Linked DNA regions of Homo sapiens: regions 2, 3 and 4 are each linked to region 1. Evidence: read pairs that join two places in POLR2A ChIA-PET (ENCODE). Cell type or tissue: Caco-2. All regions are shown on one strand.

The links. ChIA-PET counts read pairs that join two places held together with the same protein. Peaks named below come from ENCODE experiments on the same cell type or tissue, not always from the same donor. Only the 100,000 strongest peaks of a DNase experiment are listed, where the experiment ranks them.
Region 2: POLR2A ChIA-PET joins it to region 1 with 10 read pairs; 2 of 35 experiments call an interaction of 5 or more read pairs at or near these places.
Region 3: POLR2A ChIA-PET joins it to region 1 with 7 read pairs; 3 of 35 experiments call an interaction of 5 or more read pairs at or near these places.
Region 4: POLR2A ChIA-PET joins it to region 1 with 10 read pairs; 2 of 35 experiments call an interaction of 5 or more read pairs at or near these places.

What each region holds. Positions count from the first base shown.
Region 1 is chr20:63,522,373-63,524,872 of GRCh38, forward strand. No RefSeq gene overlaps it. Among named protein-coding and RNA genes, the nearest start is that of PPDPF, 2.9 kb to the left of the region's middle. In Caco-2, no CTCF peak of the experiment used is centred here; DNase peaks (open chromatin) are centred at 216 and 1,059.
Region 2 is chr20:64,267,619-64,270,118 of GRCh38, forward strand. PCMTD2 (protein-L-isoaspartate (D-aspartate) O-methyltransferase domain containing 2) reads left to right here. Exons shown (of 6, transcript NM_018257.3): 5 at 269-392. LOC124904957 (a long non-coding RNA gene) reads left to right here and starts at 2,281. Exons shown (of 2, transcript XR_007067721.1): 1 at 2,281-2,500. RefSeq lists an enhancer at 2,234-2,500. In Caco-2, no CTCF peak of the experiment used is centred here; no DNase peak of the experiment used is centred here.
Region 3 is chr20:64,005,600-64,008,099 of GRCh38, forward strand. All of the region lies in intron 9 of PRPF6 (pre-mRNA processing factor 6), which reads left to right. Among named protein-coding and RNA genes, the nearest start is that of PRPF6, 26 kb to the left of the region's middle. In Caco-2, no CTCF peak of the experiment used is centred here; no DNase peak of the experiment used is centred here.
Region 4 is chr20:63,316,618-63,319,117 of GRCh38, forward strand. It overlaps COL20A1 (collagen type XX alpha 1 chain), which reads left to right. Exons shown (of 36, transcript NM_020882.4): 21 at 1-74; 22 at 2,441-2,500. Among named protein-coding and RNA genes, the nearest start is that of COL20A1, 25 kb to the left of the region's middle. In Caco-2, no CTCF peak of the experiment used is centred here; DNase peaks (open chromatin) are centred at 1,434, 1,964 and 2,454.

The sequences.
Region 1 (2,500 bases):
GGAGCTGGACAAGCAGGACCCAGGGCAGCCACTGAGGTGGGCCCCCGTGCCACCTTTAGCGGGGGGAAAGGGAGCAGGGAGGGCTGGTCCTCTGAGGGATTCAGGCCCCTTACCCGAGGGCCTGCGGGGCGGGGAGTAGCCTCTGGCTGTGAGCTGGGAAGCCCTCACTCTGGAGGGACCTGGTTCCTGCTGGTAGGTGTCTCCCAAGGGCCTCCCATAGGGGTGTTGCCCCAAGACAGGCTGAGGGGTAGGGGCTGCAGGCACCGTGGAGGGGTCTTCCTGCCACAGGCAGCCCAGCTTAAAGTGAGGGTGGCTGCATCATTCTGGCCTGGTATAGGCATGGAGTGTTGGAGTCCGGGAGTGCTGCAGGCTGGCAGGGATGGGGGTCCACACACAGGAGTGCATGGGCTGTGAGCTTAGTAGACTCCTTCATAACCAAGGTGGGTGGTGTCCCCACACCTCTGCCAGGAGCCTACAGGGATTGACTCAGTTCTGTTGAGAGGCAGCTTAGTGAGCAGGTGGGAGTCAGTGAGATAGCTGGAGACTTGATGTGTGGCCAGGGACATGGTGAGAGGAGGGGCCTCCGTGGGGTGGGAAAGGGTGGGGTTCAGTGGTGGGGGAGGGACTCTGGGGAGGGGTGGGGATCAGTGGGTGCTCCCTGCCTGGTACCCTGTTCCACTGCACTATAAATAGCTGTACTAGTTGGTGGGAAGCTGGTGGGAAGGCATCTGGCTTGTGGCCTCTGATGGCTGAGCCTTTGTCCTGTCCACAGGGTGGAGGCAGCCTCACCCAGCCATCCAAGCCGGTGGTCAGTGCTGAGGCTGGGTGGGGGAGCCTCCGATGGACCCAGGAGTGGGAGGCTGCTCCTAATGGCAGTTGAGCCCCCTGCAGCCTTTTGCAGTGTCCAGATGAAGCCCACAGAGACCCTCCTCCATGTACACACAGCTGTGAGGGTAGCAGGAGTTGGTGTTGAAGGGAGAGCCCAGCCACGCTCAGGTCCCCACCACACATGGCCTGGGGGGGCTCCGCCCTTGGCTGAGCTGGAGGGCTTGGGGTCAGGACCAAGGGTGGGTCCACCCTGCTTGGAAAGAAGCTGTCCTGGCTTTTGGAGTCAGCGGGGGAGGGGCACTGCCCGGGAGCTGGTGTCTTGTTGGAAGGGGCAGCTGGGAGTAGGGAGCAGCCGAGCCACAGGCTGCCCGCGGCATCGTCCCCTGCCTCGGGTCAGGGGGCCCCTTGACTGGAGGACCTCACAACCCTGGGGGTGTCCATGGCCTGTTCCTGGGAGCTGCACCCTCATCAGATTCTCTGTAGGGGGAGAAGTCATATCTTTTCCTCACCCATCACAAGCTTCATGGCTGAGACCTGTTAGAAACAAAATGCTTCCTCGGTGCCACAAAGAAATAGCACTCAAACATTAATTTTCTCAGCAAGGCAATTTTTACTTCTATAGAAGGGTGCGACTCGCGGATGGAGCAATGGTGAGAGCGCACCTGGACAAGGGAGGGGAAGGGGTTCTTATTCCTGACACAGGTAGCCTCTACGGCTGTGTCATTCCCCTGTTGGGTGGGGTTGGACTGCACACTCTAAGGTAATTCTGATTGACTATTTTAAAGAGAGCAGGGGTGTGACCCAGAGTGGTGGGGTGAGTAGTTTGGCAGGAAGGACAGGAACAGGTAGCTAAAGATGACTTAGGTCAGAGCAGGTGACCAGGGGCCGGGTGCGATGGCTCACGCCTGTAATCCCAGCACTTTGGGAGGCCGAGGCGGGTGGATCATGAGGTCAGGAGATCGAGACCATCTTGGCAAACGTGGTGAAACCCCGTCTCTACTAAAAATACAAAAAAAATTAGCCAGGCGTGGTGGCGGGCACCTGTAGTCCCAGCTACTCGGGAGGCTGAGGCAGGAGAATGGCAGGAACCCGGGGGGCGGAGCTTGCAGTGAGCGGACATCGCACCACTGCACTCCAGCCTGGGCAACAGAGCGAGACTCCATCTCAAAAAAAAAAAAAAAAAAAAACAGGTACCAGGATGAGTCAGGACGGAGCAGGTGACCAGGGGAACAGATGTGAACTATTGATTAAAACTGGTGGAAAAGGTTGTTTACTGAAACTATGCACGAGTTAAATGGAGAACAAAGAACTGAACATACATGCTGAGTCCTCTAAGAGAAATCTAGAACTCACTGTATCCAACAGACCCTTGAACAAAAGACAGATTAAACTGGGCGCAGTGGCTCACGCCTATATTCCCAACACTTTGGGAGGCTGAGGCAGGTGGATCACTAGAAGCCGGGACTTCAAGTCCAGCTTGGTCAACATGGCAACCAACACGGCAAAACCCTGTTTCTATCAAAAACAAAAAAATTAGCCAGACGTGGCGGTGCATGCCTGGAGTCCCAGCTACTGGGGAGGCTGAGATGGGAGGATCCCCTGAGCCCGGGAGGCGGAGGCTGCGGTGAGCCAAGATTGCGCTACTGCACTCCAGCCTGGGCGTCAGAGAGCA
Region 2 (2,500 bases), 750 kb after region 1:
CTATCCTATAACTAGTTTCTCTATAATATATAGTTTCTGTAAACAGAAGTTAGGCCTAGGGCCTGAATATATTCAGGTTAGCATCTTTGCAGGAATATTCATAAGGTAGATGTACTTCATGGCACATCACATTAGGGGTCCGTATGTCAAGATATTTCATTTTATTGTAAGCATTTCTATGTATTTTTATAGTATGTATAGGAATGATTAAATATGAGCTAAATAGTAGCCAATTCTTTTGAATATTCTCATTTTGTCTCTGGGATAGTTGACTAAGATAACACGCACAGGTCCTTCAGCTTGGGAAACCAAAAAGATTCTTGCTGTTTCTTTTGCTCCTCTGATCCAGCCCTGCCATTCAGAGTCAGGAAAATCAAGACTTGTCCAGTTACGTAAGTATACCAATCTTTACTTATTTTATCTTTTAGATCTTTTCTCTCTGGTTAGATTTTAAAAGGAAACAAAATTTACAACAAACCTTTTGATATTAAAAAGCACCACTCCCATGCTGAAACTGTAAAATTCTACAAGCAATTTCAGGCATTATAAAAATTATAATCTATTTTTAACCTATTTCAGGTAATTTTAGCCGTCTTTTAAATCTACAAAGAGCTGTTGCCGGTCACACCATTGAAAGCCGAGGACGCACATAAAAGGGAGCTCATTTTGCCATGTGGGAGACTTAGCCTATTTGCCGCCTCCACTGGGAGGGGCTTACAGAAAGAGCCATCAGCCAGAGGGCTCCTACAGAGTCATGGGGCTTCTGCTCCCCAGGGCGCCAAGCGCCTGCTGCCTCATGGGTAGACAAGGTTAGAGAACACATTCCAGCTAATCTGCTGGGGTGTGGATAGGAGACTTTCCGTGGAACCTTACACAGCCGAGCCTTTGTGTTTCACTATTTCAGGATGCAAACTGAGCAAGGAACTGATACCAGGGCCAGCACGACAGCAAAACCTCCTAATGTTTTAAAATTTAAACGGCTCACACAGAAATGAGAGTTCCAATTGATTTTATTTAAAATAAAACTATCAGGATGCTCTCTGATCATTTAGAAAATTTGGAAAATGCAAAAAATAATAGGAAGGGAAAAGTTTTGCATAGTCTTACAAAAAAAAAAAAAAGTTTTGCAAAAAGTTTTACATTTTGGCAAATCTCTTCCAGAAAGGTTTTTTGATTTATTAGGAATCACCTATGAAATGATTACACTTTGCTTTGGTCTCTACTAAGTACAGGTTCTAAGAACTAGACACGGTTCTTGAAATTTGATAATGAGCAACAATAGGACATGCAAAACGGTTAATTAGGGAAGGTTTGGCAGAGGGTGATGTCTGTGCTTGGCCTTCAAGGGCAAAAAGGAGTTCCCTAAAGAGAGAAGAAAGGGGAGAAAAGTACCAGCAGTGGCAGGACATAAATCAAAATGCGTGTTCCCCGTGTAGTCAGAGTTGGGACTGATGGGAGAAACTACTGGTATGTAGGTTAGAATTGGGTTTATCATGTAGGCTGGGGAGAGCTATCAGATGCTTTAAATAAAAGATACAGTGCCTGTGTATCCTGGATAAGCCTGGTTGTCGTCGGGTGGAGGGTGAATCTGTCAAATGCGTGCTCTGAAAGTCTCATCAGAATAACCTTTTAAGTAACTGCCGCCCTTGGCGGGGAGGGCACCAGCTTCCAGAGCCTTAGCAGAGTTTGGGAAGGCAGGGGCATCTTCGGGGTATTTATGAGACTTTTTGAGGGTCTGGTTGAAACGAGCCGTTCCCTGTGGGGTTCGTCTGGCCGATGAAGAATCATGACAATGTGGTGGGCAGTTTGGATGCTTGTTTTGAGGAGATGGCTTTGAAGAGAGTGTTAGATGATCAACAGTAATGTGATGCTTTTAGAGTTTCTGAAGTGACCCATTGAGTTACTTGCAACTTTTCTTTTCCTGGGCCAGTTTCCTATACTAGTAAATTCATGTTGGTAAAGACAGTGGAGTAGAAAACTCTGTGAGTGTAGACATACGTGATATGGGGTCATGTGAGTGTAGATGCGTGGTGTGGGGTGTGTAAGTTTAGACCTGCACAATATGGGGTCAAAGTGAGTGTAGACGTGTGTGGTGTGGGGTCGTGAGAGTGCGGACATGCGCAATGTGGGGTCATGTGTGGACATTTGCAGTGTGGGGTAATGTGTGTGTGGGTGTGCGCGGTGTGGGGTCATGTGAATGTGGGCACGCGTGGTGTGGGGTCATGGGTGCTGGCGTGTGGGGGGTGTGGGCGTGCATCGTGTGGGGTCGTGTGAGTGCGGGCATGCATGGTGTGTGGTGTGAGTGTGGTCCTGCACGGTGTGGGGTCCCGTGAGTGAGGGCGTGCACGGTGTGGGGTCCTGTGAGTGCGGGTGTGCACGGTGTGGGGTCGTAAGTTCAGGCGTGCACGGTATGGGGTTGTGTGAGTGCATGGCGTGGGGTCTTGTGAGTGCGGGCGTGCACGGTGTGGGGTCTTGAGTTCAGGCGTGCACGGTATGGGGT
Region 3 (2,500 bases), 480 kb after region 1:
CAGAGCCTCGTCCTATTGCCCAGGCTGGAGAGCAGTGTTGCAATCAGCTCACTGCAGCCTCAACCTCCTGGGCTGTAGTGATCCTCCTGCTTCTGGCTCTTGAGTAGCTGGGACCATAGGTACATACTACCATGCCTAAATAATTTTTATTTTGAGACAGGATCTTGCTCTGTTGCCTAGGCTGGAGTGCAGTGGCATGATCATGGGTCACTGAAGCCTCAACCTCCCAGACTCAAACTATCCTCCAGTCTCAGCTTCCTGAATAGCTGGGACTCCAGGGACATACCACCATGCCTGGCTGAGTTTTTAATTTTTCAAAGAGACGAGGTCTCCCTGTGTCATCCAGGCTGGTTTTAAACTCCTGGGCTCAAGTGATCCTCCCACCTCAGTCTCCCAAAATGCTGGGACTGCAGATGGGGGCCACTGTGCTCAGCCAGGACCCATATCTTTATCCCCAAAGGGTCTGACTTGTTGGTAGTTTTGCTTTTTTGGTGGCTGTAGTTCCCATTAACTTTTACTGGTAAAAGCAGAAATACTAAACTGTTTTTAGGACTGGCCTCTAGATAGTCTCCCACAGTGGGTGGCAGCAACTCAGTCTCGCTTTGGGAGTCAGGGTTAGCCTCTCCAGCCAGGGCTGGTACATGAGGAGGCCAGAGGGAGCTGTGGTCTGCACCCTGGTTGGCACATACTCCCTTTGGAGTAGCTCGTAGCTTGCTCTTTTTTTTTTTTTTTTTTGAGACTGAGTCTTGCTCTGTTGCCCAGGCTAGAGTGCAGTGGCGCAATCTCGGCTCACTGCAACCTCCGCCTCCTGGGTTCAAGGAATTCTCTTGCCTCAGCCTCCCAAGTAGATGGGATTACAGGCACCTGCCACCACACCCGACTAATTTTTGTATTTTTAATAGAGATGGGGTTTGGTTTCACTGTGTTGGCCAGGCTGGTCTCGAACTCCTGACCTCATGATCCACCCGCTTCAGCTTCCCAAAGTGCTGGGATTACAAATGTGAGCCACCACACCCGGCCTTTGGACCAGCTCTCTTGACAGGAGGGTCCAAGGAGGCGGAGACGGGACTCTTGGCAGTGGAGACGGGACTTGTGGCAGCGGAGATGGGACTTGAGCCATTCAGACATCACTGTTTATTCCTAGACCCGTGTGTTCTGGCTGTGAGATCCAGCCGGGATTGGTGTCTATTCACAGCATTTGTGGCATCCTACTGGGCTGCCAGGCCATGGCTCTGAGTGATGGGCACATGGTAAGACCATGTTCTGCCTGAATCGGTGAATTCATATAGCTTCGTCTTCTGGCCGTCTTTCAGTTGGTCAAGTGGACATCCAGATAATAAGGCCAGGGGTGTCAGTGCCAGTGTGCTGTGCAGAACCATGCGTAAACCACAGCAGACTTTTGTCTTCTCAGTCCCTTGACCCTAAGGGACTCCCCAGAGGTTGTCAGTGTGGGCTGAGGGAGGAAAGCGGTTGAGCAGCCACCAGTGCAGGAGGCATCTGCCCCATAGCTTAGGCAGCTGTGCTGCACCTGCCTTCCTTCCACACCATCTCCTGGGTGCCATTTCCACCCTATGAGGCCACTGCTGCATCTGCCCAACCTTGTGGCTTGGTCTGTCAGTAACACCTGGAGTGGGCAGCAGGTTGCTCAGTCATTTTATGTCCCTTAGCTGAGTGTTCATTCCCTGCCAGGGCCTCACAGCCAGCCTGGGGCTGTTTCTCAGCAGGAGAGCAGGTACCTGCAGGAGAGCTAGCTCACTTGCCCTCTCCCCTCCCCGCCTCCCCTCCCCTCTGCCTCCCGTCCCCTCTTCCCCTCCCCGCCTCCGCTTCCCTCCCCGCCTCCCCTCCCCTGCCCTGCCCTTTTCCTCTTTTTTTTTTTTTTGAGACTGAGTCTCCCTCTTTTGCCTAGGCTGGAGCTGGAGTTCAGTGGTGCAGTTTTGGCTCACTGCAACCTCCACCTCCTGGGCTCAAGCGATTCTCCCACCTCTGCCTCCCAGCTAGCTGGAACCACAAGTACATGCCACCACGCCCAGCTAATTTTTGTATTTTTTGTAGAGACAGGGTTTCGCCATGTTGTCCAGGCTAGTCTCGAATTCCTGGGCTCAAGCGATCCTCCCACCTCAGCCTCCCAAAATGCTGGGATTATAGGTGTGAACCACCACAATCAGCTGCCTGGCCTAATTTCTTTTTCTTTTTTTTGAGTTGGAGTCTCTCTCTGTCACCCAGGCTAGAGTGCAGTGTCACAGTCTCAGCTTATTGCACCTGCGCCTTCTGGGTTCAAGCGATTCTCCTGCCTCAGCCTCCCCAGTAGCTGGGATTACAGGTGCATGCCACCATACCTGGCTAATTTTTGTATTTTTAGTAGAGACAAGGTTTCACTGTGTTGGCCACGCTGGTCTCGAACTCCTGACCTCAGGTGATCTGCCCACTTCGACCTCCCAAAGTGCTGGGATTACAGGCGTGAGCTACGGGCTGTACCTGGCCCGGCCTAATTTCTTAACAT
Region 4 (2,500 bases), 210 kb before region 1:
ATGGAGCCCTCTGCCTTCGGTGGGACCCCGACCTTCACGCTCTTCAAGGACGCCCAGCTGACAAGACGGGTCAGGTGTGAGGGCAAGGGCTGGGGTGGAGCTGGAAGCCCAGGCTGGGGCCGCTGAAGATTAGGAGGACATGGTGGGGGGGCGGGCATGGGCCGGAGACCTCCTGGAGGCTGTGGGACAGGGCAGCGCTGCTATGTCAGCAAACGGCTGACTCACCCCAGTACTCACACTTCAGAAATTCACATTTTACAAATTAATAAAATCTCCATGGGCAGAGTGAGGCCAGCCCCTTGGCATATTTTGGCAACCAAGTATGGATCTATTTCCCATGTGAGCTGAGGGCTGATCAAACACGCAGGAGCCCCAGACTGACCTGAGGCGATGGGCCAAACTGCCAGTAGCCGGATTTAGAGGAAGCGATCACTCAAATAGCTTTGCATGAGATTTGGGACAATTCCTGATATCTCATGACCACCCTCCCTTATTTACAGAGAACAGTTGTTCATCGTGACCCTGAACTGTGATATAAGCTGCATGACAGTTTAAGTTAAAATGGTTGATGATAAAGGCGGAAGCCAGGTGTGGTGGTGCACACCTGCAGTCCCAGCTACTGGGGAGGCTAAGTCCAGGAGGTTGAAACCAGCCTGGACAATGCAGCAAGACCCCATCTCTACAAATAAACAAACAAACTTAGCTGGGTGCGGTGGCAGGCACCTGTATTCCCAGCTACTCGGGAGGCTGAGGTGGGAGCATGTCTGTCTCAGGAGACGGAGGCTGCAGTGAGCCAGGATTGTGCCACTGTAGTCCAGCCTGGGCACCAGAGCAATACTCCGTCCCTTAAAAAAAAAAAAAAAAAAAAAGAAGTTACAAAGGAGAGTTATATTCTGTAACAGAGATTTTAAAATTATAGAAATATATATATTTAAAAGCTCACCTAGCACTGTTGGGGCTTAGGAATGTCTCTCCCAGCCTGTTTTGTCCCCACACAGCCGCCGGCCCATGTGCTATGCTCGGCCCTGGCCCCCTGGTCACCACGGTGTCTTCGTGGCTGAACTCGATGACTGTTCCCCGGCTTCCCTCACCATCCTCTCCCTCCCCCCAGTCTTGCTGCACATGCCCCCTGTGCTCCGCCCCCATGGCAGTTTCTCTTCAGGGTGGTATAGTTGCCCTCTGCCCTCCTCTCTGGGCAGCAGGCTGCAGAGCCCTCTTCCTCCATGGCCTCAGGTGGTGTAGACGCCCCCCGCCCCCCTCTCCTCTTCCTCGGTGGCCTCAGGTGCACGTACTGAGCTGGGTGTTCTTACGGGTGGGTGAGGTGGGAGCTCTGATCGCCTGCAGCCCGAGGCAGCTTCAAGGCCTCCTGGGTGCCTCCCCAACCTCTCTGCTCTCAAGCAAACCCTCCTGGGACCAGGCAGCCTCCACAGGGTGGCTGTTTCCATGAGTCCCTGTTCTCAAATGAGGGCTCCTCCCAGCCTTGTGGCATGAGCAGGCACTTCCCATGCCTGTTTGCCCTTCCAGAGCTCACAGCCTGAGAAGTGGGGGCAGATGGTTCTCCAGGTGCGGCCACCCAGGGTGGACCCCCGTGAGGGTTGCCACACCAAAAGAGGAGGGCTCCTGCTGTGTGGGGTCGGGAGGCTCCTGAGGTGGCATCACAGGTGCCCAGGCCCCAGACCAGTCTGCTCTCGGGATGGCAGGAAGGTGGCTGGGCATCCTAAGAGTGAATGGAAGACAGATAGGAGGCTACGGCCATTGGGACCCCAATTCTATCAGGGGCCCGAGACCCTGCTCCCTGGACCCCGATTCTATCAGAGGCCCGAGACCCTGCTTCCTGGAACATTAGGGGACCAAGACCCTGGTCCCACCCCTCAGGGTGTCTGGCTGGGCACTGGCCAGGACCCACTGGGCGGTGCCAATGAGTGTGAGTCGGGGGAGCTGCTCCCGAGAGCAGAGCTGCCTTTCAGTAGTGATCCTGAGACTCCCCTGTGGGGTGTCCTGGGCCGGCACCCCTCACCCTCACGGGCCCCGGGAGCACGGGTCTTGGTGAGCCCTTGCTGGGGTCATCTGGGATGTGACCTGGGATGGCCCTGGGCCTGGCGCCTCCAAGTACTTCTGTTGAATCCTCCTCATTCAATGGGAGGGATTCTGTCCTTTATGTACCCCATGTTACTCATGGGGAAACCAAGGCAGGGAGGCCCCAGTGTGGCCTCATAGACCCTCAGCTCTGTGGAACCACCAGTCTGGGCTCCTAGGGAGCCAGCGGCCTCCACGCTCAGTCTACAGCTGGGAAGGGTGTGCGGGTGCAGGGGTCCACCATGACCCTCAGAGCAGCCTCAGGGACTGGCACTGGGGCTGGGGCTGGGCGAGCGGATCGTTCTGCCAGGTTTGGCTGCCCTTGGGTCTGCTCATGTGCCTCTCCCTCCCCCAACCCCCACAGTGACGTCTACCCAGCCCCCCTACCTCCAGAGCACACCATCGTCTTCCTTGTGCGCCTACT